Linked DNA regions of Homo sapiens: regions 1 and 2 are each linked to region 3. A link is a loop called in an ENCODE intact Hi-C map of the cell type or tissue named here. Cell type or tissue: Calu3. All regions are shown on one strand.

Region 1 (8,000 bases), 1.6 Mb after region 3:
AATAAAAATTTCAGTGTTTTCAAATTGAAAAACATTGAAGGTAGAGAGGAATTACTGGAGTTCAAGATCTTAAAGGGGTAGACATCCATCAAACTAATCAAAACCCAAGGATGTTTACGAAGTGAATGGCTGATTTTTGATGTTGAATGTAATTGGGGAATTTGAAGAACTCTGAAAACAAGGTATTATAGGGCTTGATTAATATTAAGGATTCTTAATTACTAAAATAATGTGTGAAGTTGGGAGTAAGAAGGAAATTATAAGATGGGTGTTTATAGAAATAAAGGATAAAATATAGATGCTAATAGACAACAGTCGTAAGAAAAAGGACAAGTGTTATGATCAGAAAGTGTGGACTTTTCCATGGTGAACAGGTATAAACAAACCCACCCAAATGTTCCAAGGGAGCCAAGGGGCTGAATAAAGAGGCTAACGAATCCAGCTTCTCAGAAATAAATATTCAATATGGCCTTATAAACAGAAGTGATGTTTTGGGCAGTTACAAGATAGTGGACCCCCTCATCCGCCTCCAGAAAATATTCTTTATATAGCAAGCTTTTAGGGCAAAACACGGGCAGCTGGTCATATCTTCAGAGCTTCTTGCCAAGACTGATGATAACTGAGGAGTATAGACAGGTATCTTTATAAGGGGTTATCTATGCCACAATCAATGTTTAATGACCTTACTGCAGCACACCTTGGTATGTGAGGGTCAAACACCAGTCCTTATAGTGGTTTTGCTTCAAGATGCCATCACATTTGCCTTGCAACAGTTTGTTTTCCTACATGAACAATTTTTTTTTAATGGCCTGGTCAGTGATGGTGTCATATCAATAGTCTAGACATGATGGCAGAGAACATGGAAATTATTGTCTTCATTTTAGTTTTATAAGAGTTGAAGATTTTCTTGCAAGTAGGACACAACACAATGACACTCAAATAGATAAAAGTTGGAACTCTTTGTTGCATAAAACTCCAGTGTAGAGCAGCCTGCCAGTCAGGGCCGTACAGGGATTGCTCCCCAGGACAGGGTAGTAGTTAGCTAAGCTGGAGCTGTAAGGGGCATCTAAAGTAATGGCAAGCAGTGTTGAATTAACCCAGTTTCCAGGGCTTCCAGCCCTGTGGATTAGCTAATTGAAATAATTTTAGTTTTCAGCTTCTAGGGCATACGGGCTGTCTCTACAGAGAAGAAGCAGCTTCCTTTCATGCCAGGATTAAAATTCATAGTTGGTTGCTCCATTTATCTGTTCTTCACTTGAGAATTTTGGAGCCACATTAAGGGAGAATCTGAAGGCATTTGATCAAAGTCTGTATCATCATGGATAAACCTTTAACAAATCATACAAATACAGAATTAAAGTTATCCCTTGAAGCTTCAGAGAAATATTTTTAGAACATAATAAAGCAAAATTGTTCAAAGTTAGGACTATAAAGTGTATGGAATTCCTAAATCTGAGTCCTCTATGCATCAACTGCAGACCTACTGTCAACAGATCCCCTGTTAATTCCCAGCGTATTGACTGAAATGGGACACATCCTGATGATGTTATGTGGGAACTCTGAAGAAATGCTCCTCTATTCTGACTGACCTCTCAGAGTGCCATCTATACCCTCATACACACACCTACAAACAAACTTACAAGCCAGATCTCTGCTAACATTTTTACTGGAGATACTATTTATTGCAGTAGATTTGATCACCTATCTTCAAGAGGAGATAAAAGAATAATGGTCATATGTACAACTATGGTGTTTGTTAACTTGTGTATAATATTTCCATAGGAATTTATGAATATATAGAAAGGGTTGAAGTATATCTTAAACATTTGAGGTTGAAATTCATAAGAAAAACCACATAAACATCCTTAATGCCACTATTAGATATTTAACACTGACCTAAATACCCACTGATATTACCTAATTTAGCATATTTTTATGTTCTGATATCGATTTTTTTTAAACAAAACATGTTTGAGAAAATTGCATTGGACAAATTAAACAGCAAGAAAAAAATTCAAGATGATTGCAATAAAGGAGAGATATTTAACTCAATTGAAATAAAAGACGAGACAGTTTTTAAGCACTAGGGTGAGCTACTGGAAAAATACTAGAGGATTTTAGGGAGGAAGCTTCGTCAGTGTGATTAGACCCTCTGTGTTTGCTAATTGGCACTTATTGAAGTTAGGCTCCAATACTCTCACAGAGAGTGGGAGATAGGGGCCCTGTCTTTCTTGATGATTACATTTCAAGGCATGGCTCCTAGGTCCTTGAGAAAGACATTGCTTGGGTTGTAAAACTGGCAAGAAGATTTACATCTAAGAGAGACAAAGAATTTACACTTCCAAGTTTTCTAAAGTAAATGCTCTAAGAAAAGGAAAGTGCAGGAACTTATAGTCAGGAAGAAACCTGTCTAGTCAAGCTGAGGGAAACTTTTAAGCCATCTTGTCACTGAAGGTCACTTGAAAGAGAAATTTTTATCCTTGCAACCACATGATAAATTTTAATTGTTTATTTTCTTAGCTATGTGAACTACTGCCCCTTCACACAATATTCATTCATCAATTTATTCACATACATATCACATATCTATAACCACACACTGGACTGTTTTTTTTTTTTTTTTTTTTTTTTTTTTTGAGACGGAGTCTCACTCTGTAGCCCAGGCTGGAGAGATTGCAAACTTTTATAAGGAATTTAAATACTGAGAAAACAAAGAGAGGAGTAATAAACAAAATTACCCCAGGAGAGTAAGAAAAGTATAGTTGCCAATACACGTTTTCTTGTAAGTTAGGTACATGTTTAATTTTCACAGACTATGATATTTCAAGTGATTTTCAGGTATAACTTACTATTTAAAAAAATGAACTGAATCATTTCACAAAGAGTACATTTTTTTCTAAATCATCTATCTTTTAAATATACATTTAAAAATCAGATGTTTCTGAGGATGAATTCATATTCTGAATTTTTAAAAAAACTTACAGATTTTATAAAACACAGAGCTATATTTTTTCAGATATTTATTTCATTAAAGAAAATGTACTTTGTTTGGCTTTTTATTTCCTGTTTTGTTCCATTCTTGACTTGAATTGCTTTTGTTGTTGAAAACTGACTTTAAATACTATTTTATTTGCTTTAGCTACAAGTCATTTTTTTTTCCTTAAAACAGGAATTGCTTTTGTAATGCACACTTTTTGACCTTTCTTAGTCCATTGTGTTTCTGTAAAGGAATACCTGAGGCTGGATAATTCATAAAGAAAAGAAGGTATCTGGCTCACGACCCTGTTGGCTGAAAGACTGGGCATCTGGCAAAAGCCTCAGGCTACTTCCACTCATCGCAAAGGCAAAAAGGAGCGGGTGTGTGCAGAGACCACAGGACAAGAGGGAAGCAAGACAGAGAGGGGAGGTGCCAGGTTCTTTATAACAACCAGCTCTCATGTGAACAAATACAGTGAGAACTCCTTTAAGGGAAGGCATTAATCTATTCGTGAGGGTTCTGCCCCCACCACCTGAACACCTCCCATTAGGCCCTACCTTCAACATGGGGAGTCAAATTTTAACATGAGATTTTGAGAGAACAAATATCCAAAACATAGCAATTTGTCCATTTTATTTTCCCTCCTAGCTCAGCCAAGCTAAACCACAGATGAATTTGGTTCTAGGTTCTGGTCTTCTTGGTCATTCTAGAAATGGAAAAGTCACTTGGCAGTATGACTTTAAAGGATTCCTGCTGTTGACTAACATATACATATGTAAACAATCCATTATTTATTAATGAAAGTCAGATTCCGAAAAGACCAAACAGAGAAGAGAGGATGAATATCTATCTTTGGAGATGAGATTCTTAAAAGAGATTTTTACGGAAAATGTTTTTAAAACTCATTTATTTTCATTAAATGTACCCACAGTTATTAGCAACGAATACACTGGGATGTAGCAATGGAGATGCAAGAAAAAAAGAAAGGCCATTTTCTGCTTAATTGCAAAACAATAAGAATTTCCCTGTGTCCCTTACATTTTTCAAACACTAAAACTTTTTATATCACTTGGGTCCATTACATTTTTGAAACACTTCAAAACATTTACATAACAATGTGATGGAGTAGCATCACATTGTAATGCTTGGAATGTGTCTAATTCACTTTACAATAACTAAACCAACTAAACATACACTGATATTTTACACCACACATGTATTTATTGAATTTTGCTTCTTGTTATATGAGATATAAAAAAGCCTTATAAATTATTGAATGCCTAACAAAATAACTGAACTTGACGATTTTCTAAAACTACATATAAAAAATTCAAGCTTTCTGAGAGCTAGCCTTTTCATTTGAGTGGTAAGGGGGAACCATTTTAAGACAGAAAACAAGTGAAATTTTTCATATATAAAGGCAAGGTTATTGATTTTTAAAATGGTAGCTGTGATATGATTAGAGTGCCACCTAGTGGTGAAGTGTATTAGACCAGTTGTGTTTCTGCAGTTTCTCACAAGGCAGTTCCCTTATTTTCCATCTGTCTAGGAACGGAGTGAGTTGCATTGCCTGAGTACAAGATAAAGCATTAGGAGATGGTTGTAGTTCTGATGGGAGAGCTTCCAGACAACACAGAAGACAAATATATACAACCTGAAAGCTAACAGTGTCATTTTATAGTTTCTTCAAACCTGGCAGTGTGGAGGTGATTCAGAGAAGCCCCTGAGGCCATCTGGTCATTTTTCCCCACTACCTTCAGGCAGTGATTTTGGCTGTGCAGAATGTCAAAGATTTCACTAATCTACAGAAACAATAGTTTCTTGGCTTCCCTTAGAAACACTTGCCAATACTGAGTCACTCTCACTGCCTGGAAACATGTCCTTATTTCTAATTAAAACTCAGAACGTTATAATCTAAATTATTTTATCTTGTTCTTTCCTCAATGGGATTAGAGAAAGAATTAGACAAAGAGTCTATGGATCATCTAGTTAGAGCTGAAAGAATGCCTAGAGATACAACAGGCCATTTTATAGATGACAAAATAGCAGCTCATTTTTTTAAAGCAAATTGCCTAAATTGGAAGAGAAAATTAATGCCAGGGCCGGGTGAGCATCTAGACCTGACTTAAAATCTAGCAGCCTTTCTACTTCCTAACGGTATGCCACCCTACTTTGGGTATGGTCATCTTGATCATTGCAGTCAAATACACAAGATGTGTGGTTTGCTCTCAGGCTTTCTTCTTAAGATAGTAACACTATTATTCTCTCCTCTGACACTTGTCAGAATTTCCGCCTAGTTATTTTTATTCCTAGTATGTAGTGTCTAGCACAGCATAAGCACACTGCAGTCATCTAATATTTATAGATTAGCCCTTCCCATCTTAGCTACATCTCTAGCCATCTTTCCTTCCTGTTGTGCTTATCTGAGATATGCTCAACAGAAGAAAATAGCCTAAATATGGCCAGGATTTGCAATAAGCATTGTTTCATTTTAAATAAGTTAAGAACAAATCATCCTCATTTTCACAGCCCATCAAGTTGGACTTAAGCAAAGTTTGATATCAGATACAAAATGTGAATACCAACTTCTGTGGATTAAAAATGGCAAGTAATGATTTATTAATGAAAAAATGTAAAATCTTCATATTTTCTTATGGTTTCTGTAAATATAAAGATAAAATCCTTACTGCCAGAAATTACAAATATATTTGGTGGTTCCTCCTACAGGGTATTAGCCATGTTTATACCTATATCCGCCTTTTGCTCATTGACTTGTAATATATATGCCTTTGTTATATGGTTTCTGGGTTTTGCTGTTGCTCCTAGAATCAAATTCCTAACTGTATGTAAAAATATTAATTCATTCAACAAGAGTTTTCTAAAGATATTGGCTGCTTTTAAATGTTACATAAGGTCTTTCAAAGAATCAAGTTACTATTGGTTTTGCTGCTTTTGTTGCCACTTAGAATCGCTGACCTGTAAGACACTTATATCTAGAACCAATTTTTCATTTTGTTGCCAACTCAAACATATATGAAATGGCAGGTAAACACCCTGGCATGAAAGAAGAAGAACACTAAAAAAAAAATCACTGTACTTTCAAGGGACGTGTGAAAGAAAGCTTGTGAAATTGAGTTATATGCAACAAAAACCTGAGTAGGATTACATAAGACCCCTCAAAAATCTCAGCCAAAGAAATTCTCATCTATATCTTACAGCATATTCTATCATGATTGTCTTCATTTCTCTTTGACTGAAAAAAATACATGCAGAGGGATGAGGGGTAGGGAGATGTTGATCAAAAAATACATAATTTTGGTTAAATAGGAGGAATAAGTTCAGGAGATCTATCTTACAACATGGTGATAATAGTTAATAATATATTGTATTATTTTAAAATGCTAAAAGGGTGAATGTAAAGTGTTCTCATCACAAAAATGATGACTATCTGAGGTAATGTATAATTAGCTAGATTTAGTCATTATTGCATATATACTTTGAAACATCATGATGTAAATTTTAAATTCACACAATTTTGTATGTCAATTTAAAAGTAAAAGATAAATACATAAAAAGAGGGGCCTAAAATAAATAGCTTGGGAATGAAGTTTCCTGTAAGAATCCCCTACCCCAAAAAATACGTTTAAAGCCCAATTCACAAAATATTCCTTAATATCTGTAAATCACTTTTAAAGTCTAAAGTTAAGTATAATGTTGAAAAAAGATGTGTAGTTTCTTGTTCAAACAAAACGATTACAAAAACAAATAACCTGGAAATGAGAGTAACTTTTCTTTAACAATCAAATAATTCTTTATTGAATTGAAGATTAATTTCAACTGCAAGGAAAATATCAATAAGTAAGAGCACATACTTCTACCAGTACATCTAGAAAACTGTAATTTAATTATATCAATCTGTTTCCCCCACTACTCTAAGCCCCTGAGGGACTATGTCTTATTATTCTTCATATCTCCATCATTGAACATACTATCTGTCACAAAAATTCAATAAATGTTTGTCCAAATAAACTATACCAAAGTGCTTATTGAATTGGTGATTAGAGTCAGAAAAGCCTTGATGTTTTTTCTCCTCTTAGAAATACAATAATCCACAGAAGTTGGTATTCACATTTTGTATCTGATATCAAACTTTACATAGGCCTGGGATGTAGATGAAAAAATAGTCAAGATTTTGTTTCATTTTGTACATGTTGAATTGAAACTTACATTAATAAAAATGGAAGAAGAAGATTCTTTTTATTCCCCTAATATGTCCCAGAAGTTCCTACCTCTGAGACTTTGGTGACATTTATTTTCTTAGTCCAGTAAATATCTCTCCCTGTCTTACCATCTAGTGTTGTCTACAACTATTATCCAACACTCAAGGCCCAACTCCAATCGTACCTCACCCATGAAGTATAGCATCATGTCTGCAAACCTTGGAATCAAATGGAACTGAGTGTAATTATCCAAGTTTTCATTTTACATCTGTAAAATGTACGTCATTGTGAAGAATACATTTTAAGCCTCTAACACTGTAGCTGAAAATACATATTTCTGGCACTTTATGTTTTGGGGTATACGATACCATAACTGACACCTATATGCATTGAACAAACTCATATAAATCTCTGGACATTTGCCCCAGAATTTACCCTGCTAACTTTATTTACCTGGCTGTTAATGTTTTTGTCATTGTACGCTTGTTTTGATACGTGCCTTCTTATTGAGTTTTGGCTTGGCTTATTGAACTTTATTCCTATAGTCTCCTCAATCCTGTTAATTTGTGGTCATTCTTGGCCTTAGGTGAAAAACTCCTCCTTCATTTCCAACACCTTGTACTATTCCCTTCAGCTCCCCTACTATTAGGAAAGGAGAACTTGGGGAGTAAGCACTGATCTTTGAGCAGTCACTCTCAAAGTGAATCTAAAACCTTGCCCAAATTAGATAGAGACCAAACCTCTCCTACTTATAGAGAGTTTTGATTTCAAGGTAGAAGGCATATACAAGCCAGGAGAAATTC
Region 2 (8,000 bases), 400 kb after region 3:
AAAATCTTATTATTCAAATTACTACAAATCTGTAGTTATGTGTTCTAACGAATCCCATTAAATATATTTACTATAGAAAAAAACAATTCCGGTTTCTGCTTTGACATTTTAGTTAACTGTAAATGCCAACATTAATATAAACTAACTTTTTTTTGGATAGAATCAGACACATTATTCAACTATCATAGGTCATCTAATTAGTTGTGTCATAATATCTGAATAAGGTTATTACATCATTTCATGTATCAGTATCCCTCATTTTATGCTTGATGATCATTGAAGCAATGTAAGTTGCCTTCAGTCACGTAGAGTAGAATAATCAATAATCTAGCCCCCTCCCCCCACCACCTTGTTCTATCTGGTCCATGTTGTACTTTAACTTTATTAAAATTAGACAAACTGTCTTTAAGAAGATGATATTTCAGTTAACACTCAAGCAGCGAAGTTAACAATAGGATCAGCCCACAGCATAAGTAGTGTAATCGACATAGGGGATACAGTATTCAGTGGAAGGCCAGCCCCAAGTGAGGTGGAAAACATTAATGGGTTTGAAAAGCAGTCCTTTTCTTCTCTACAATTTTCTTCTGACTGATTCTGGGAAAATGCTGAGACAATTGAAACCCATTATAGACACATGATTGTGTTGGAAAAGTTATACAACTTTTTTTCTTTTTTTTTTGAGACGGAGCCTTGCTCTGTCACCTCGGCTGGAGTGCAGTGGCGTGATCTCGGCTCACTGCAAGTTCCGCTTCCTGGGTTCAGGGCATTCTCCTGCCTCAGCCTCCCCAGCAGCTGGGACTACAGGTGCCCGCCACCATGCCCAGCTAATTTTTTTGTATTTTTAGTAGAGATGGGGTTTCACCGTGTTAGCCAGGATGTTCTCCTGACCTCGTGATCCACCCACCTCGGCCTCCCAAAGTACGGGGATTACAGGCGTGAGCCACCGCTCCCAGCCGGAAAAGTTATACAACTTTTATACAAAATATACAATATTTTTAAATTATACAATTTAATGCAATTTCGATTCTTCTTGTTTGGAATCATAATGAGGAGAGGATTTAAGAGTGTCAAAAAGAGTAATGTTAAAGAAACTGATCGTTTTCCTCAGGCAAAATTGGAGATGACTAATTATACTGCCTAAAGTTGAGACTATTTTTGCTTGCATCTTTATCTAAAAGAAAACTATTGAAATAGTTTCAAGAAGCACAAAAATAACAGAAAAATAAACCATTATATATGTGGGGTTTTTTAAGCCTCCATAATATTTCAATTCAAGAAAATAACTACATTTTTTAAAGGCATATTGTTCAAAATTGTCTTCCTTTTTCACTTGGCCAATGAAACTGGAAAAGTAGTAATCAAAACTGCAATTCTTAAAACAAGCTTGATGCAATTTTGATTAAAGCACTTAAAAAATATGAGGCGTGCTTCTTCATACTGTCCTCTATTTTTGCAGACAATGTCACAAAGGTACCATTAGATTCGTAGCTGGTTACAAACCTCTAATTTTTAGCTATTCTACTTAAGACCTGCACTCTGGCACCATTACCCTAAGACTTTTCTATAGCTCTAAGATCACCATTGTCATTTAAGCCTCATAACTAAGAATGAACTTTGTTTAATCCTCAACCATGTAACTCCTCTTCTAATGTAATCTAGTCCTCCATTCAGCCTTAAAATATTGTTGATGTGTCATACTGCATTAAAAAAAAATTCTATGTGTCCACAACACTCTTTCCTTAACATCTTCTGGCATTTCATCACTTGCTCTTTTGAAAAAAAATGCAGAAAAATAGGATCTAAGTTTGCTGAGAATTATTACTTTATTAATCTTTTTTTTCACAAAATGTCATCTGCTCTGATGTGAGTCACAAAAAAATTATTTCATGAAAACAAGAAGAATCATAACAAAGAATTCCCTTGTTTCCCCACAAATGTTTTTGCCAATTAGAAACATCAACATAGCTTTGTGCTTTAAGAATACCTTTGAGAAAAAGATTTCAAGTTTTTTTCCTGAGGTATTATGAGTTTAGCACACCGACCAATCTTTCTGACATACTTCAAATCAGATGTCCTTAAACAGTGAAGCAGCAGTTTTTCCCTGAAACTGATATTTGGTAAACATTTATCAATCTAATAAGTAGTAAACAGATCATACCATAAAGATGAAAACATCTTTATTCAAATTTACTTTTATAGTACTGAAGCCCAATGCTGTCATCAGAATCAATAGAAACTTGTGCTGAATGATTGGTTACTTAGTTGGAAGGGATTATACAAGGTATGTATTTTACAAGCACTTTGACCATGTGACATGCATAAATTGCTCTATACCACTGCTGCTGCCTATTTCTTATATGAAACTTTCATGGTACAAAACAGATCAGGGCATTTACATATAGTCTATAAAATATTCATGGAAGAAATTTTGTTGCAAAATATAAGGTAAAATATTAAGAGGAGGAGGAAGTGTGAAGACTGAGAATAAAATCAGGTAGATTAACTAAGAATGAAATCACTGTGAAGACACAGAAAAGTCTTGCAGTAGGAGAAGAGGATTTGGAACATGCTTGTCACCTAGCAGACACATGCTAGATTAGGCAGAATTCACACATTAGCCAAGTACAAATGCAGGCTAACATGTAAACGTTTCAGTTTTAATTTCGAGACAGTAGGACAAATGGTCAGAAATACAGACCTAGATGGAAAATCCTGCAAATCACTAGAATTCGTACTCCTATTATCTGAACAAGCAAGCAAATCAGACTGTGACTTAAGCAAAGGAAAGATTTCAATGTGTAAATAGCATCAGTTTCATAAGCCATTCAGTCTCTGTTACTATTAAACATAATGGCAAAAACCGCATTTACTTTTGCACTGACTTAATACTACTCAAATCTTTCCTTGCAATGGGAATGAAACCACAGACCATATGTAAACAAATGAGTATGGCTATATTCCAATACAAATGTATTTATGAATACTAAAATTTGAATTTTTGCATGATCCAAAATATGATTTTCTTATGATTATATTTCCAACATTTAAAAACTGTGTAAAAGTCTTTCTTAGTTTGCAGGTTGGACAAACAATATATGAGTTGACTTTGACCTGTGGATTGTAGTTTAGTAACCCATAGTCTAAAATATAAAATATGTGTAGCAAGTGAGGCTGCTTTTCTGATGCTAGAAATATGTGGAAGCAAGGTTGATTGTTTGCACATGGATTTTCTGGTCTGAAATTTGTTTCTAAGAATAAATAGCATCAGCAACTTGCTATATTCTAATTCAATTCTTTTGACACAATAGCCTATGGCTTAATTTAGTGACAAATAAAAGAGCTTAAATTACATTGATAGATTGTGCATAATATTACTTCTATATCTTTGTATCATGATCCAAGTACTATTATAAAGCTATCTTAATTTTGTTCCCAAGATGGCATATTAGGGGCTTTTAACATGCCTCAGCCACTTGGAAATAGCAAGATAGCACATAAAGATCAACTCTGTGAGCTTTAATTCAAGAAGGAAATCAGGAATCTACCAGAATCATGATGGACACCCCAGATTTCAGGAAGGAAGATGCTGGCAAACAGCCCCTGTGATGGCGTCTGGCAGATAAAAGTTAGTGAAGTCCCAGTACATGAGAGAGGAAGAGAGCATCCCCCTGTGATTCACCTTTCCACCTGGGATTTGGGCAATCCACGAGGAGGAAGAGCTCTTTGTTTCTCCCAAGCCCTGAAGGTAACTTGGGAGAGGGATGGAGACATTATAAGGCAAAGACACTGGGAACAGCTGCAGACATTTTCCCAGACCGTGGACCAAGAGCAGCACACCATTTTTAATCTGTGCACATACACTGTCAGCCATTATTTTGTGTGACTCGGAAGAGTGGCTGCACAGGCATTTTAGTTTCAAGCCAGAGATTAGAGTGCCTGCTCTGGAGCAGGATAGGGGCCTCCACAGCCAGAACTGTGGAAGGTGCCTCAGCAGTAGATGGTGGAATTGTGCTCTCCCGTCACAAGCCTGGAGCAGGAGAAGAGCTGCTACAGCTGCAGTTTCTCCTGGGTGGTGGACTTGCTGCCAGATCCAGCTTAGCGAATTAGAGCTAGTCTGTGTGTGCCATTGCTTGGTGCTCAAGGCTGCTCCCCTTAGACTGTGTTTAAGCAGGGCCCTCTCTGCTCCACCCCCAGACAGAAATCCAGGCATTTGGAGCACCTACTCTTCTGGACCAGCAGCCTGAGCTGCCTCACCCTTTCTAACATAGATCATGGCACAGATCTTCACACACAGGCAGAACTCCAGGTATTTGGAGCACTTGCTTGCCCGGACCAACAACCCGAGCCACACCACCTTTCCTGTGCAGAGATTGTGGTACAGGAAGACACTTTCTGCTCTATGCCCAGGTAGATCTCCAGGCATTCAGAAAACCCATTCATCTGGTTCAACCACTTGAGTTGCCCCACCCTTCCTGGACCCAGATCTTAGTGCAACAGGGCCTTCTCTGCTGCATGCCTAGGAAGATTCTCAGGCATTTGAAGCACTTGCTCACCTGGAACAGCAGAATGAACAGCCCCACCTTTCCTGTGCAGAGATCCAGGTGCAGGGGGCCCTCTCTGTCATAAGCCCAGTCATATCTCCAGGCATTCAGAGCACCTGTTTGCCTCGTTCAGCAGCCTGAGTTGCCACCCCTCTCCTGTGCAGAAATGTTGGTGCAGAGGGTCCCTCCCTGCTCCATGTCCAGGCAGATCTCCAAGCATTTGGAGGACCCATTCTCCTGGATTAGGGTTTTAGGCTGTCCCCCATCCCCATGCAGAGAATTGGGTCAGGGAGTTTTCCCAACTCCATGACTAAACACACCTCTGGGCACTTAGTGGCCATCCACTGGATTATTCATTGGAGCTGGTGCTCATGTCTGCCACTGGGGGACCTGTAGGCAGACCTGGCCAGTTTGGCCCTGCCTATCTTTGCCCCAGCACCTGCTTCTTGGGTTGAGGGACAGGGGTGGGCAAGCAGGGAGATAAGACCACTTTGCACTCCACAGAATAGCCCATTGCCTAGGCAGCAAAGAACTGCTTACAGTAAACAAAGATCAAGAATATGCCCAGCCATGTTGGCCACAGCTGGCTCTTACCTATAAGTTTCATCTACTGGTTTGTAGGTTGAACTACACTGCCTAACACAAAATTTGGTATCAGATGTGCATAAGGACATGGAATCAAAGCCAGAAAGCCCTGCCCAGCATTATCTAGGGTGACAACCCCTAAGGAGGGGAGAGGGCAAGGGAAAGGGAAAGAAAAAAGAAAATCAATAAAATTATTGGGGAAAAAAGAAAAAGAAAAAAAAACACCTGAAAGAAAATAAATACAAAAATTAGAAGTTCTAGTGTTTCCAAATGAGAATGAACCAACACAAGAATTGTCATCATTAAAAAACTGAGTGTAGTGACATCACCAAAGGATGGCCCTAGCTCTCCAGTAATGGTCCATAACCAAAATGGAAAATCAGAAATGAAAGATGAAAAATTCAACAAATGGATTTCAAGGAAGCTCAATGAATTCCAACTCAAGTTTGAAAATCAACACAAAGAAAGTTTTAAAACAATCCAGGAAATGAAGGAAGAGATACACATCCTAAGAAGAAATCAATCAGAACTTCTGGAATTTAAAACAAACAAACAAACAAATAAACAAAAAAACTCATTTAAGTAATTTCAAAATAAAATTGAAAGTTTTATCAGTAGACTAAACCAAGCAAAAGAAAGAATTTCAGAGCTTGAGGACCTGTGTCTCAAACTAGTCAGACAAAAATAAAGAAAAAAAGAATTAAAAAAAATGAACAAATCTTTGAGAAATATGGGATTATATACACCACCAATCCTATAAGTTGTTCGCATTCATGAGAGAGAACCTAGAAAAACTACTTGAGGGAAAAATTCAAGAAAATTTCTCTAATCTTGCTAGAGACTTAAGTATCCAAATAAAAGAAATCCTGAGAACACCTGAAAGATACTATAAAAAATGAGCATCACCAAGGCATATGGTCACCAGACTGTCCAAGGCCAATGCTAAAGAAAAAATCTTAACCCTTTTCCCATTTTTCCAGAGTGCTCCCCAGTGGCACTTGCAGCTGCAGCATTTGCCCCTAGATAACTTTGCAACAAAATATCTCGCTTTTATGATTATTTTCGCATCACTCTATCAACGAATGAAACAAAAGACTTCATTCTATTTATACCATTCTATTTTTTTGTCAACTTCAGAAACAAAAGACTTCATTCTATTTATACCATTCTATTTTCTTGTAGTGGTATTTCCATTTACAAAATATAGTCATTCTCAATTGCTGAAAATGTCAAATGCTAGAAAATGTAGCATTGCTACGCATGATGTTAACATCGTTCTTGAATGGTTTTTGGACAAAGATTTATTTAATGAGTTTTCTGAAATAGGCGATTCTGATGATTCAGACAATTCTCATGTTAGTTATGTTTAGAAATAACTCCAAGAACAGTTTTTATACTCTATTTTCACATTTAAAATCAGTCAGATTTGCTTTAGCCTCAGAGTCTGTTTATATAAAATTAAATGAGTGCTGGCAGCGAGCTGCACTTTTTTTTCTAAATGGGAAAAGGGTTAAAGGCAGCTAGAGAAAAAGGTCAAGTCACATACAAAGGGAACCCCATGAAGTTTATAATGAATTTCTCAGCAGAAATCTTACATGCCAGGAGAGAGTGGGGGCCTATTTTCAGCATTCTTAATGAAAGGATACTTCAACCAATGATTTCAAGATAACACAGAGAAGAAAAGTGAGGCCCAATTATCTGTTGCCTATAAGAAACACATTTGATCTATAAAGATACCCATAGACTGAAAACAATGGGATGAAAAAAGGTAGTCTATACTAAGGGAGACCAAAAAGAGCAGGAGTAGCTATATTTATATCAGACAAAACACCTTTCATGACAAAAACTGTAAGAAGAGAGAAAGGAGGTCATTATAAAATTATTAAGTGGAGAACTCAGCGAGAGGATGTGACAATTGTAAATGTATATGCACTCAAAAATGGAGCACCAAGATATATGAAAGAAATATTATTGGAGATAAAGAGCTAAATCTCAATACAATAAAAGCAGGAGACTTTAACATCCCACTTTCAGTATTGGACAGATGATGTAGGCAGAAAATCAACCAAAAAATGGAAATTAACTTGTATAAAAAATAATAAATATTTTGAGAACATTTCATCCAATGGCTGCAGAATACACATTTTTCTAGTGAGCACATGGGTCATTTTCCAGAATAGATCATATGTTAGGTGGTAAAAGAAGTGTTAAAACATTCAGAACCTTGAAATAATATCAAGAAACTTCTCTGACCACAATGGAACAAAACTAGAAATTAAAATCACAAGGAATTTTGAAAACTATACAAGTATATGGAAATTAAACTAGATGCTCTTGAATGACCAGTGGGACAATGAAGGAATTAGGAAGAAAATTGAGAACATTTTGAAACAAATGATAATGGAAACACACATACCAAAATCAATAGGATACAGAGAAAGCAGTATTAACAGGGAAATTTAGGGCTATACGTGTCTGCAACAAAAAAGAAGGAAAAACTTCTAATAAAAACCCTAACAATGCATCATCCTAAAGAATAAGAAAATCAAACCCAAAATTAGTAGAATAAAAGAATTAATTGAAGATCAGAGCACAAATAAATGAAATTGAAGTGAAGAAAACAATGCAAAACACCAACAAAATGAAATGAGTTTTTTTGAAAAGATAAACGAAATTGACAAACCTTTACCCATTCAAAGAAAAAACAAGAGGATCCAAATAAACAAAATCAGAGATGAAAAAGGAGACAATACATCTGATACTACAGAAATTCAAAGGACCATTAGTGGATACTATGAGCGACTATATACCAATAAATTAAAACCAAATACTGCTTGTTCTCATGTATAAGTGTAAACTAAACATTGGGTACTC
Region 3 (8,000 bases):
TAGCTACTCATAAGTATTAAACAGAACCATGAGGAACAATGGAGCACATGATAAAGTAAAACTGTGTCTGAGAGAAGCAGCATCTTAAAACATTTGTGTGGCAGTTATAAATACTTGTCTAGCACTACCTTGTACAGAGTAGTAGCTCATTAAACATGTATTGAATTGATTTGACATTTTAAGAATTGGTGAACCTCTGCAGCAGAACATATTTAAAAACCCAAATTGCATCAACTTCACTTCTATTCATTCAATAGACAAAAATTGAAGACCTTATATAATGCCAGACATTGAATTAATTGCTATGATGCAAACATGAATATGACTCATACTTCAGTTTCAAGGAAACCTTAGTCAAGGGAGAGCTTGAAACCTTAAATAAAATATACCAGACCAATTTTCTTACTGGTCAGTTAACATAAACGAAAGTTTACCTAGAAGGCTGAAATGTCAAATATTTCTGTTCCTCATTTGAATTAGTAAAAAAACATCAGCAAGCTATTAGAAGCAATTTCCTGAGAAAAGTAACTTTTAAGATATATAATAATGTCATGACTGATTCAGACCAATATTTTGCAACCCGTGTATCTATCGTACTCTATTGATTTTCAATATGCACAACCAAGACCAAGAGGCATATCAAGGCACTCAAGTACCTTCTGAATCATCTTGAATTGATTAGGTGTAATGGAGTTCATGATTAATTGAGAGCATACCAGAAGTGTGTTGTACCTTGGGGTTTCACTCTGCCTTGTAAGGAAGTAAGAATTACAGTGAAGGGAAGTAAGAATCACATTACAGAATGTAAATGAAGGAAACTCTTAACATCCCTCCCCCACCACATTCATGCCTTGTTTAAAATCCTTCAGAAGTTCTTGTTCTTATAAGGAGAAAGGCAACCCCTTTAACCCATTTATGCCTCAGGTTGCAATTTTTTGAATTTTTGCAATCAGATCTTGGCTATGACATTGAGCAGTAGGATATAAATAACTCCCACATGCTTAGCGTTCCAATATTAGAACACTAGGCATAAATTTAATATAGTTTACAATGTCCTGTATGATCTGACCACAATCTCTCTAGCCTTACCTTCCACTAGCCTTCTCATCTCACTGTTGTGTTTCTCTCTTCTCCATCGCAAATGACAAGTTTCAGTCCCATTTCTTCCATAATTTATTTTGTTACAGAGCATGTTCATATATCCAGACAGTTGTTTCTACCTGGAATGCTTTCTACCCATTCTTCCTTTCATATTACTCCTTATTCTCACATGTCAAGCCATTTGAATCTATCAGTCACTCATAGTCATATTGTATCTTTCAGCCACAGGCTCTTTGCATATGCTTTCTATTCTAAATACTTTTCTATGCATGCCATCTTTCTTTTTATCTAGGTGTCTCTACTCATTCCAGATCAGCTATCCCTTTTCAAAGAAGTCATTCTTGCCTAGCTTATTAAATCAAATCTCTTTAAGTGACCTTATATCCTGATAGCTCTCTTTTGTTGCATTTATCATTGCAATAGATTTACTTCTGTGACTTTTAAGATGTTTGTATCTTCCACTAGGTTCTTGAAAGCAGACATTCTGTCTGCTTTTGCTTACTCTCTTAGGCATATGATTCATTTTTAGAGTACATTCATATATAGATATTCTAGTATACTACACAAAATATGCATATTAAAAACTTTGGCATGAAATTGGAATTTATTTTTAATTTTCTAATTTTAAACATCACTTGTATTTGATAAACCTTTTAAAGGTAATTTCTGCCTGCAGTCAGAATTAGAGAAAAGATAAGCCATTTTAATATGTTTTCTAGCACTTACTAAAATATTTTACTTATTATTTGTACTTCCAAAATTTTTGACCGACTGGATTTCCATATGGAATATTTTTCAACTTTATTCCTAGATATAGTAATGTTGACTGTAAAAACTTTGTCATTTGTTTAAAAGGTTTTATTTTATATATTTTCTATTAAAAGAGTGATTTTTACCCTACTATATAAAGGTGAAAGCTTTCTTTTCCAAATGTAACTTACATTTCTTTTTCAAATGTAATTTCAAATGTAATTATGGGGTTGTAACCCCATAAATTGGTAGATGAAACCAAAGATCAGTGATATGGGTCTAGATTGGAAGAGCCAAACAAATATTCTAAATTTTTATTTGTGTAAATTTACGGGATACAAGTGCAGTTTTGTTACATGCATCCATCACAAAGAGGTCAATTCAAGGCTTTTAGGGTATCTATCACCCAAATACTTTACATTATACCCATTCAGTAATTTCTCTTCACCCACTCTATCTCATCCTGTCACCCTTCTGAGTCACTATTATCTATCATTATACTCTCTATGTCCATGTTTCTACATTTGTATGTCCACTTATGACTGAGAATACACAATATTTGTCTTTCTGTGTCTGACATATTTCATTTCAGATAATGTCCTCCAATTTTGTCCATGTTGCTGCAAATGTCATAATTTCATATTTTTTTGGCTGAATAGTACTCCATTGTGTATATATGCCAAATTTTCTTTATTCAATCATCTATTGATGACACTTAAGTTGATTCAATGTCTTTGCTACTATAAATAGTGCTGCGATGAGCCTATCAGTGCAGATATCTTTTTGATTCATTGATCTTTTTTCTTTTGGGGAGATACCCAGTAGTGTGACTGCTGTATGAAATTGTAGTTATACTTTTAGTTCTTCAAGAAATCTCCATACTGTTGTCCATAAAGCTTGTACTAATTTACATTCCCACCAACAGTATATGAGAGTTCCCTTTTCTCTAAATTCTCACTAAAATCTGGTATTTTTTGTCTTTCTAATAGCCATTTTGACAGGCATATTATATCTCATTGTGCTTTTAATTTGCATTTTTCAGATGCTTAGTGATGTTGAGCATTTTTTCATATACCTATTGGTCATTTGTATGTCTTCTTTTGAGAAGTGTCTATTAATGTATTTTGCCCACTTTTTAATTGGATTACTTGTTTTGGGGTGGGGGGTTGTTGTTGGTGGGTTATTTGAGTTCTTTCTACATCCTGGATATTAGTCCCCTGCCAAATGCATAGTCTGCAAATATTTTCTCCCGTTCAACAGGTTGTCAGCTCTCTCTGTTGATTGTTTCTTTTGCTGTGCAGAAGCTTTTTAGTTTAAGTTCAGTTTGTCTATTTTTGTTGCGTGTACTTTTGAGGTCTTAGTCATAAATTATTTGCCTAGACCAATATCCAAATGAGTTTTTCCTAGGTTTCCTTCTAGTATTTTTATAGCTTCAAGTCTTATGTTTATGTCTTTGATATATTTTTAATTTATTTTTGTATATGGTGAGAGATAGGGGATAGGAGCCGTGTTTGTTTGTTTTTGTTGTTTGAGGGCCCCGTTTTGATTGCAGGAGAGGCCCGTCTGGAGCTGCCACTGCGAAGACGCGGGCTGCAGCGGGGGAGGCGGGGAGGGGGCTGCGCACTCCACAGAGCCAAGGGAAGCAAGGAACAGGTGGAAGTCCCGCCCCCTTCCGAGTTAGCTGGGCAGGAGCCTCCTGCTTCCCAGGTGAAGCTGCAGCCACCCAGCTGTGTGTGCGGACCCGGGCATTTCTGTGCTCTTGGGGGCCAGGGACAGGCAGGGTCCCCGCCTCCTGGGGTGCAGCTACAGCCGCCCAAGCCATGGCTACGGACCCAAGCATCTCTGCACTCTCCGGGCCCGGGAAGCAGCCCCTTGCCCCAGCAGGCTCAGAAGTGCCTGCTCTCACTGCCTGGCCTCTCCCGGCGCCCTCTCCGATCTCAGAGCAAAGTTGAGGCCAAGCCCAGGTGCTGTCACAAACCCAGTCGGCTGTGCCCACTCTTGGGGCAGTGCTGACACATCAGGCCCCTGCCGCCTCAGCCCTCTCTGGATTTTGGGCACTGACGAGCATGGGCTGTGACACCCTCTTTGGGGCTCTGCGGTTCCTGGCATCTCCAATCTTCTGGGCGCTACTGCGTTCCCTGGTGCCAGCCATGGAAGCTGCTTGCAGTAAGCCTGGTCTAGCCGCAGCCTCACAGGGAGCCGGCACCCGTGCGGGCACCTGGAGCTGCCCCACCCCCCGACCCCCAGCCGGCATGCCTGGCTGTGCGCAGTGGCCAGACCCCACCTCGCTCCCTCATACATCCCTCACTGCTCCACGCCTGGCTCACCCATGTCAGGTGTGACATCCAGGCCAGTAGCGCGAGCCAAGCGCAGCCTGCCAGGCCAAAACAGGCAGAACGAGCCCAGCAGGCCCGAGCAAAACTCAGGCAAAAGCGTCACCAGCCACAGAGGTTCCCAGCTGGCGAAACAACACCCCAAGGATCCTGTGACAGTTTCATTTTTCTTCATGTGGCCATTCAATCTTCCCACCACTGTTTATTGAAAAGGGTGTCCTTTCCCCAATGTGTATTCTTGTTTACTTTGTCAAATACCAGTTGGCTATAAGTATGTGACTTTATTTCCGGGTTCTCTATTCTGTTCCATTGATTTACGTGCCTGTTTTTTATACCAGTACCACGTTGTTCTAAGCCTTGTAATAAAATTTGAAGTCAGGCGATGTGATACCTCCAGGTTTTTTCCTTTTGCTTTGGATCACTTTGGCCATTCAGGGTCTTTTTGGTTTCATATACATTTTAGGTTTGCTTTATCTAATTCTGTGAAAAATGACATTGGTATTTTGATATAGATTTCAATGAATCCGCAGATTCAATGAAAGTATGGTCATTTTAATGATATTTGTGTTTCCAGTCCATGAGCTTGGGATATTTTTTATTTGTGTCATCTACAATTTCTTTCATCAGTGTTTCACCAAAGATCTTTTACTTCCTTGGTTAAATATATTCTTAGGTATTTATATTTATTTTTGTAGCTATTGTAAATGAGATTACCTTCTTGATTTGGTTCTCAGCTAAATTGTTGCTGGTCCATAGAAACACTACTGATTTTTGTATGCTTTTTTGTATCCTTCAAGTTTACTGAATTCATTTATCAAATTTAAGAGCTTTTTCTAGAATTTTTAGGTTTTTCCACCTGTAAGATTATATCTTAAATAAGCAAAGATAACTTGACTTGCTCTTTTCGAGTTTGTATACCTTTTATTTCTTTCTCTTGCCTTGTTGCTCTGGCTAGGACTTCTAGTACTATGTTGAATAGGTGTGGTGCAAGCGGGCATTCTTGTCTTGCTCCAGTTCTTAGGGGAAGTGCTTTCAACTTTTCCTAATTCAGTATGATATTGGCTATGGGTTTGTCATATATGACATTTATTATTTTGAGGCATGTTCCTTCAATGCCTAGTTAAATGAGGGTTTTATCATGAAAATATGTTGAATTTTATCAAGTGCTTTATTTGCATCTATTGAGATGATCATAGGGTTTTTGTCCTTCATTCTGTTTATATACTGTATCATATTTACTGGTCAGCATATGTTTAATCATCTTTGCATCCCTGGTGTAAAACCGAATTTATTGTGGTGTATTATCTTTTTGATATGCTGTTGTATTTGGTTTGCTAGTATTTTGCTGAAAATTTTGTGTCTATGATTATAAGGGATATTGTTCTGGAGTTTTGTTGTTGTGATTGTGTCCTTGTCTGGTTTTGGTATCAAGGTGATAATGGCCTCCTAGAATGAGTTAGAAAAAATTCCCTCTTCCTCAATTTTTTGAACAGTTTCAGAAGGATTGCTATTAGTTCTTCATACCTTTGGTAGAATTTGGCTGTAAATCCATCTGGCACTGGGATTTTCTTTGTTGAAAGATTTTTTTTTTTATTACTGACTCAATCTTGCTGCTGTTTATTGGCCTGCTCAGGTTTTTAAATTTTTTCTTGGTTCAATCTTAGGAAGATGCATGTTTCCAGGAATTTATCTATTTCCTTTAGCCTTTTTAGTTTGTGAGTATATAGTTATTCATAATATTCTCTAATGATCTTTTATATTTCATATCTCCTTTTTCACTTTTGATTCTACTTTTATTGTCTCCTGTCTCTTATTGGTTAGTTTATCAGTTTTGTTTGTCTACTCAAATAATCTAGTTTTGTTTTATCTTTTGTAATTTTTTTTTGGTCTTTTTTCATTTAGATCGGCTCTGACTTTGTTATTTCTTTTCTTCTGCAGTTTTGGTTTGTTTTTGCTTTTCTAGTCCCTTCAAGTGTATTATTAGATTGTTAATTTGTAATCTTTCTACTTTTTTAATGCAGATATTGAAGCTATAAAGTTCTCTCTTAGCACTGCTTTGCTGTATCTCACAGATTTTGGTAGGCTGCATTTCCATGCTGAGGGAATTCATCACCACTAGACGGGACCTACAAGCAACACTCAAAGGTATCTTAAACTTGGAAGTGAAAGGTAGATGTTCACCATCATGAAGACACCTGAAATTATACAGATCACTAGTAAAGCAATTACACAAAGGAAGAGGAGAAAGGAATCAAGTGGCACCACTTCAAAATTCTACCAAGACGCAAAAACAGACAGAAAGAAACAAAGAATTTATAAATTTTAAATAAAATTTTAGATTTATTAAATCTGTATAGTTCAGAGCTGTCTTTTTAATTCACAGCTGTTCTTTCAAATATTTTTATATGCACTAGACTGTAGTAATTCAATAAAGGGGGGAATAAATAAACCATAAAGAGAATGGAACGTTATAAAAATATCTGAAGTCAGTACAAGCTAGTAAGTAGGCCTAGACTGGAACACCATTGAATAAATGCAGAGCAAAGATGAACATATTTTTAAAGTAAAAATTTAGACTTCTCTTGATTTGGGAAGAAGTATTGTTAAGATCTTAGAACCAGATTTTCACTTATAATATGGAATTCATAGAATTATGTAGACGTATCAATTGCAAACAAGCAATGCAATTCCTGAGTAACTCTAATTTAATTTTTCTTACCAAAATATGACTAACATAGTGGCAGTAGGACAGAAATAGGTTTTGGTGGCATTAGAATATATTGAAACTCATAGCGACATCCCCAGATTCCTGGGGTGAAGTTAGATTTGAAGTATCAAGGGATCTCATTAGAGAAGATGCTTAGAAAGATAGCTGTGTATGTCAACCTTGAATTATAAATTCTTTTAAGCCATAAGGAGAATGCTTTCATCAGTCTTACAGACTTATGGAGTTGTACAGCTACTGATGGCCTTAGAAATTATTGATCTCACCATCTCATTCAGCCTACAAATTTTACAGATGTGAAAAATGAAATTTTTAGTCAACTAGCCCAAAGTCTTTTAGCTAAAGACATCCTTAATTGAAAGCCAGACTTTGGACTCTGGCTGTCAGGTCTCCATCTCTTTGTTACACACTTCATTGTATTAATATATTCAACTGGCCCATCACAAAAGAGTTACTTACTATGTCAAAATTTTGCTCATATAGATTTAAAAACATTGAAAAATACATGATATATAAAGGATTTTTTTTTCTTCATCTTCTTCACTTCAGTGAATGTATATTGAAACCTTTATTTTTTCCCTTTTAAACCTACTATCTACCATACTTTTACGGACTCATAGATTTTTGAAGGGTCCATTAAAAACATTAGTAAAGAGAAGATACAACCTTAATAAAATATTTTGTTGTAGTTATTTAATTGGCTTACTGCTCAAACAAACAAAAGGATATTAACTACATATATATATATATACATATATACATATATATACACATATATATATATACACATACACACACACATACATACACATGTATTTTTTGGCTCTGCCAACAATAAATTCATTTTTATTGTTTATTTCAGTTTTTACCAAGAAATATTATTATTCTGAAAGAAAGTAAAGTGGCACATTTTTTTCTTCTTAGTAATTATGCATATACATTTAAAATAAAAAAGAAAGGGTGTTTTTTTTTTGCCTGAAAAACAAGTAGAGGAGATATTACAGTACCCCTTTCGAACACCATCAACCCACCCTCACACACATACACATCTCATTTGCCTTTTGTATATATTCTTTCATACTTACATATAT

What was found. A loop is a pair of places that touch in the nucleus more often than their neighbours do. Peaks named below come from ENCODE experiments on the same cell type or tissue, not always from the same donor. Only the 100,000 strongest peaks of a DNase experiment are listed, where the experiment ranks them.
Region 1: it touches region 3 in a loop (6-fold over the local background); 6 of 110 quality-filtered maps call a loop at or near these places.
Region 2: it touches region 3 in a loop (1.9-fold over the local background); 3 of 110 quality-filtered maps call a loop at or near these places.

Annotation. Positions count from the first base shown.
Region 1 is chr12:87,843,992-87,851,991 of GRCh38, forward strand. No RefSeq gene overlaps it. Among named protein-coding and RNA genes, the nearest start is that of LINC02258, 79 kb to the left of the region's middle. In Calu3, a CTCF peak has its summit at 4,446 (motif pointing left); a DNase peak (open chromatin) is centred at 4,470.
Region 2 is chr12:86,664,716-86,672,715 of GRCh38, forward strand. It overlaps a transcript of MGAT4C not described here. Among named protein-coding and RNA genes, the nearest start is that of MIR3059, 76 kb to the right of the region's middle. In Calu3, no CTCF peak of the experiment used is centred here; a DNase peak (open chromatin) is centred at 4,456.
Region 3 is chr12:86,261,020-86,269,019 of GRCh38, forward strand. LOC105369877 (a long non-coding RNA gene) reads left to right here and starts at 994. Exons shown (of 3, transcript XR_001749240.2): 1 at 994-6,329. It also overlaps a transcript of MGAT4C not described here. RefSeq lists an enhancer at 3,276-3,959. In Calu3, no CTCF peak of the experiment used is centred here; DNase peaks (open chromatin) are centred at 3,502, 3,792 and 4,252.